Linked DNA regions of Homo sapiens: region 1 is linked to region 2. A link is a contact called in ENCODE Hi-C or POLR2A ChIA-PET data. All regions are on one chromosome and are shown on one strand. Each heading gives the region's core, a stretch centred on a gene start or an enhancer-like site at or near the end of the contact. The rest is flanking DNA. Distances are from core to core; before and after follow the strand shown.

Region 1 (3,063 bases), core at 1-2,500, 390 kb before region 2:
TGTCTTTATATATGTCCTGCTGGTCTTGTGTCTCTGGTTGAACCTTGACTAATGCAAGACATAAAATATGCAGAACAGACACTGACACAGTGCTTAGAAGGCTTTTGCTCCTATTTTTGTAGGTGATGGCAGTGGTAGTGGTAATAGTGATGGTGGTGTTATATAACATAAACTGGTGTTTTCCTATTCCTATTGGAAATTTTCCAATGTCCAGTATTCTGTCCCATTGACCCCATAAGTACATTCTTTCTTGTCAGATCATGTGACTCAATGTTTCATTCAAAAAAATGCAGCCACTAAAAATTCTTCACTTAACAGACAGAACAACTCACATTCCAACCCATGTCATATGATTTCCACAGCCCAGTAATTAAAACATGTCCCAGTAGAAATATGTGCTTTAGACAATCATTAGCTTGGAGAAATTTTTCATCCCTTGAGTATTAGAACAAATTCTACATTTACTTTTTTTTTTTTTTTTTTTTTGAGGTGGAGTCTCACTCTGCAGTCAGGCTGGAATGCAGTGGCGCCATCTCAGCTCACTGCAACCTCCATCTCCCAGGTTCAAGCGATTCTCCTGTGTCAGCCTCCTGAGTAGCTGGGACTACAGGTGCACACCACCATGACCAGCTAATTTTTGTATTTTTAGTAGAGACGGGGTTTCACCATGTTGGCCAGGATGGTCTCAGTCTCTTGACCTGGTGATCCGCCTGCCTCAGCCTCCCAAAGTGCTGGGATTACAGGTGTGAGCCACTGCGCCTGGCCTCTACATTTACGTTTATGTTTTTTTTTAAAGCCTAAGAATTATAGTATTTCCTTCCACTTGTTCTTGTATTTTCAACATTCTTTCAAATACATTAATTTTCACCTCTTCCTTTCTTCCTCTGCTATTTTCCACTTAACATGGCAGAATTATTTCAACTCCATGAAGCTATCTGCATACAGCAATTAATTCTCTGCTAATAGATTTATTCTATCTGTAACTGACACAAGTTTGTGGCAACAGCCACACAAGCAACTCTTAGACCTGATGACATCACATTTTCCACTGACCTAAATGTCTCATGCAAATTTGAAATACAAGATTGTTTTCACTTTTTTTTTCTAATAAGTCTCCATTACTTCATGACTACTTTGTCCTCCAGAAGTATGCTTTACTGGTTCATTTGACAGACACTTATCAAGCACCTGCTATGAGCAAAAAGAATGTGTCACCTCTCCTATTCTCATGGTGTTTTCAACATATATGAGAGATAAACACAAATAACTCTATTAGTTAGAAGATGTTGATAACTGTCATGAGGGTGGTTCAGACAGTGTAACAGTGATTCTGAGAAGTGAAATGTCACTTCTGGTTGATTGGGTGATTACATTGAGAATAGCCTAATGACAGCTTCTGAGATAATTCTTAGAATGTCTAGGATTTCAACAGGCTGACAAGGAAGTAAGAACCATTCCCGAGAATGAGAATAGCACATGAGCACTGAAAATGACTCATTTTATACATGAGGAAAGCAGACAAGAATTGGCCCAAGGGCATGCAGCTAGTCAGTCACAATAAGAACCTCTAGCTGGTGGACCTCTAGCTGAGGCCAGAAACCCCAAGGAAGCTCATATAACACCTTTCATCTGTAGCTTCTCCACTCCTTCTAGTTATAGTATGGGACAGAGACCTGAACTTCTGGGCCTTCCATGAAGAGGCCATCAAAATGAATTTCTCATGCTTTATTCCCTTTTAACTCAACCACTCTCAGAAGCCTAAGACCCTATCATTCATCCACCCATCTCCCTCCGGTCTGGATCCCATACTCCTCCATTCATTCCCCCCACCTTCTCTATCCTCTCCTTTACTGGGCTACTGGGGACTCCCAGTTGGTGTTCATCTTCTTTTCATAACTGAAACCTTTTCCTTCCTATAACCACAAGCAAGGGTTGCTTTTTTCTTAATAACCCATGAACCTAGAGCCTGGTTGATGTCTTCCTAGCTCCTAGTACCATTTTCAAAGCTTTCTTTTGCCTCTCCTTCTTTAAAATATCCAGCTCATATCATTAGACCACAATTCACTCACATCTCCCTCCTTGTGGATGGTATATATCAACCTCCTGACCACTCCTCCACTCACTGGTGACATTTTTTCCAGTCCATTACCTTCATGTCCTCACTGCCATCTGTGCCCAGACACCTGCTTGCATGCAAACTCCTTTAATTACTTTCTGCCCCTTCCCTCCTTCTGACTTCCCCAGAAAACCTTCAAACCTGATTAAATTTAACTCTGGCCAAATTCTTGTAACTGAATTTTGCTAAAGAAAACCACTCAATGCCACTAAATAGTTCCACCATAAATTCATGACTCAGAGTCATGAATGGATATTTGACACTTCCCCAGTGTGCTTGTTTTCCAGCTCTCATAGACAGCTATTTTATTCTTTCTCTTCCTCAGACATCTCTGTCTCATCCCAGCTGTTGAACTTACCTCCTATTTTCCTGAGAAATTAGAAGCAATTTAAATGGAGTTACCTTATCTTCTCATCACCAAATCTATATATCTCCTTTCTTCTGTGCGTCTGCTTTCTACCTTCTTTCCTGAAGTTACTAAGGTAGATGTGTCCTTTCTTCCAAAAAAGCCCACCTACTCTACTTAGATCTCTGAATCTATGTTCTCCCACTACTTTGCAATTATACCCTCTCTGTCCTATATCACTGTATTTCTCCCATGCTTCTGAATCAGTTGCATCAGATCTAGTTTCTCTATTTAGAAAAATCACCCTCCCTTGACCCAATATGCTATCTAGTTATTACCCCATTTCTTTCCTTCTCTTTATAGCAAACACCTCAAAAGAATAACTCTATCTCCTGTCTCCACTTTCATACCTCCCAGTCTCATCTCAACCACTCCAATCAAGCTTCCATGTTCTTGTTGAGTTCGCCAATGACCTCCATGCTACCAAATTCAATGGACACATCCTGTGCCTTCGTCATGCTGAACTTCTTAGCAACATTTAGTGTTACTGACCACTCCTTAACTTTCTGAAACACTTTTCTCTCCCCAGAAGAATGTCGCC
Region 2 (3,219 bases), core at 186-2,685:
GAATAACCAAGAGTCATATTGCTGCTATTTAAATACTTTATAAATCCAAGGATCAAATTTCACTATAAGAAGCAAACTCTCACACCCACCTCAGTTATTAGAATATTCAACAACTGCACTTAATACAAAACAGATAGATTAGCTACCAATTAGACTAAGTATTCCAGCTGATCATCTTGGAATTACCAAAAGTAGATTATGTAATGCAAATCGCTCGTACATTCGTTTTAAACATATCCTCGGTTTAGAACACTGAAACCATGCCTTAATTTTTTTAATTGAAAAACAGCGTATTACTAAAATACTGAGTGCATATGTATATCCTTTTCACGGCACTTCAAAGAAACCTGACATCTTCAAATCATTTTACAATGTAAAGTTACATTCTCTAAAACTTCCGACAGCCTCGAAAAAGATACCCAAAGGGGCTTCAAATAGATGAGTCTATAATTGATCTTAGCGGGCAAATAACTGGAATGAACCTCAAAGTTTGAGATCAATTTTTACTAACACCATCTCTGAAAGCAAGAAGGAGACTTCTGTAGAAGGTAAACGATTCTGACCAGCAGGACGTGGGCTCCCGGCAAAAGTGGGTACTAGCATCTCAGCGTAAACGACACGGTTCAAAACGCGAATCTTCCCGCAGAAACTAACCAAGACACCCCCTCCCCCCACGACTCCTCCTGGGTAAGCTCACGGTTTTAGAAAGCAGCAACAGATACTCCAGAGCAGGAGGCGGCACTCCAGGAATGTGTGAAGCTGAAGGGGTCTCCCCGAGGAACCCCGAGGTCGAGGAGCTCCTCTACACTGGAACCCCGACTCCGACCCCCCAGAAGGAAGGAGCGATATCTGCACAAAGTGCCCCCTACCCCACCCCCACGATGCAGACACACATCCCTAGCTGCGAGGCGAAAGCCCAGAGAAAAAACTCGCATTCCACTCCGTCCGCCTCCGGAGTAGGGCTGCAGAGAGGCTGGGGCCCCCGCCCCCGGAGGCGAGGGGACCGCGCCGCAGCGCCGGCCTCCGCGCAGAGGAAAGGGCAGCGAAAGGCTCGCGGCGAAGGAAGGAATCCCGGCGCTTCGCTGACTGGGTCCTCCGCAAACCAGCTCCCTTCCCTCCCACGACCCTCGAAGACACGGGAACAATGAGAACCCGCTTCACCCGCCGTCTCCGCCGCGAGAGCGGCCGGGGGCGGCGGCGGCGCCATGTCCCTTCACACCCCCGCGGACACACACCCCCCCCACACTCCGGGGCCCCCGTCAGTCGCCTGCAACGCTGCCGAGTAGACGCGTGTCCCGGCCCGCTGCTTCCGCGTCCTTCGCCTCCCCGCCCGCCCCACTCACCGGCTCCTGCCCCAGCCCAGGGCTCCGCTGGCCGCGGCCGGAGCAAGACTCTGGTATCAGCTGCCGCGGACGCCGGCGCCGCCGCACAATATGGCGAGCCTCAGCTTCCGCAATGGAGCTCGGGAAATACAACAGGGGCCGCTCAATATTCATGAGAGACTGAGGGGAAGCCGGCTCGGCCGGCGCTGCGGGGAGGGCGGGAAGGAGCGAGCGAGCGAGGGGCGGAGGCGCGGGACGAGGACGTGCACGGCGCGGGGAGGCCCGCGGCGCGAGGGAGGGTGCGCCGCCGCGTGTTGGCCTGGAGAACCCGCGCCACCGCCCCGCCCTGGGCTGGCCGGCCACGCCCCCCCGGCGCCCACCGCGGTCCGACGTAGCCCCCGGGCAACGCCCGGATGACGGCGCAGCCACCTCGTGCTCAACCTTCTGCTTGGGTTCTTCTGCCCTGGCTTCGGCCCACCCTTTACACCTTCCTGGCCGGCTTCTGGGGTTTGGGCTCAGACTTCTTTCTCATGAGTTCGTCCTCTTAAACCTGTCCCACCCGGCGGAAATCCTCATCAGGCTTTGGTTTGCAGAACTTCACATGAACTTCGGCACCCTTCCGCTCTCGTACAACAAACATACACTTTTCATCCTTGCAGGATAAAACTGCAAGTGTAATTGCTCCTGGGAAAATGACCTTCCACTCTAAACTTAGCTTAACATTCTGATTGTGGTCATCAGCTCTTACTATTTACCTTGCTGCTGCTTTATTCCTACCTCCTTGGCCCCTTCCAGTGTTACCTTCTGAACTTGAGGATTTACGAAGTAATAGATTAATAGATGTAATCATTACCTAAAACACAGCCAGTTAGTCTCCAGTAAATTATCCGACATTTAATGCATATAAATTATGAGCTGAAGAAGTAACGAAGAATTGAAAGTTCCCTGATCTCTATATGTACTATTGTTGAGATGTCATGTTCTCTTGAGAAGATAACCAGCAATACCAGACCGTAAATCTGAAGGCATAGAGGCATAAACCAATGGACTGCAGTGGGAATTGGGCAAACTAGGTTCATAGCCTCCAATGTGTGTCTATGTGACTTACGTAGATTGCGTAGCTCCTCTGCACTTCATTTTCTTCGTCTGCGAGATGAGAGAATTGTATTGAATCCTAGGTCCTTTCCAGTTCTTTAACGCTCTGAAACTCTCTATAAGCAATTCCAAATAAATGACATGAATTTACATAGGAATTTGGAAAAGAAAAATATCAATTCCAGCTGGTGTGTTTGGGGATGATTTCCTGAGGAGCCGGGATTTAAGATGGCCTTTGACGCCTTGGATGGGTGGAAAGAAAAAGGACAGGTGTTAAATACAGCACATTATATATGCTACCTAACAATCCATCAAAGAAAACAAGCATTATTCTTTTTCAGTGGCTTGAAAGCTTTTGCCTACTATCTATAACTTTAAATAACAAGTGACAGTTATCTGACTCTACAAGCCCTTCAAGGTTAAACTCTTCCTCCAATGTGGGGGGAGAAAAAAAGGCTGGGTGTGGTAGCTCACGCCTGTAATCTCAGCACTTTGGGAGCCCAAGGCCACCGGATCACTTGAGATCAGGAGTTCGAGATCAGCCTGGCCAATATGGTGAAACTGTCTTTACTAAAAATACAAAAAAAAGTTAGCCAGGTGTCGTGGCACGCGCCTGCAGTCCCAGCTACTCGGGAGGCTGAGGCAGGAGAATCGCTTGAACCTGGGAAGCAGAGGTTGCAGTGAGCCGAGATCGCGCCATGACACTCCAGCCTGGGTGTCTCGGCGAGACTGCGTCTCAAAACAAAACAAAACAACAACAACAACAAAATCAAAATAATCAGGGAAGCTCTGCTTCTCCCTT

Evidence for each region. Hi-C counts contacts between places; a loop is a spot of excess contacts on that map. ChIA-PET counts read pairs that join two places held with the same protein, here RNA polymerase II (POLR2A). Pooled maps may share reads with other maps.
Region 1: a loop to region 2 is called in a map of MCF 10A, with 4 times the contacts of the local background. The contact joins the enhancer-like site here to the promoter of RNF2 in region 2. A Hi-C loop is called at or near these places in 2 of 168 maps with a recorded cell type or tissue (MCF 10A and natural killer cell) and 5 of 50 pooled maps. POLR2A ChIA-PET finds 5 or more read pairs at or near these places in 1 of 52 experiments (endothelial cell of umbilical vein).

What each region holds. Positions count from the first base shown.
Region 1 is chr1:185,438,323-185,441,385 of GRCh38, reverse strand. No RefSeq gene overlaps it. Among named protein-coding and RNA genes, the nearest start is that of CBSLR, 120 kb to the right of the region's middle. RefSeq lists an enhancer at 1,320-1,369. Within about 2 kb of position 1,250, at least 6 of the 41 ENCODE cell types and tissues checked have a DNase peak (open chromatin) inside an H3K27ac peak, as active enhancers do; they include natural killer cell, where a contact is called at or near this core.
Region 2 is chr1:185,043,774-185,046,992 of GRCh38, reverse strand. RNF2 (ring finger protein 2) reads right to left here and starts at 1,435. Exons shown (of 7, transcript NM_007212.4): 1 at 1,344-1,435. RefSeq lists a silencer at 1,546-1,805.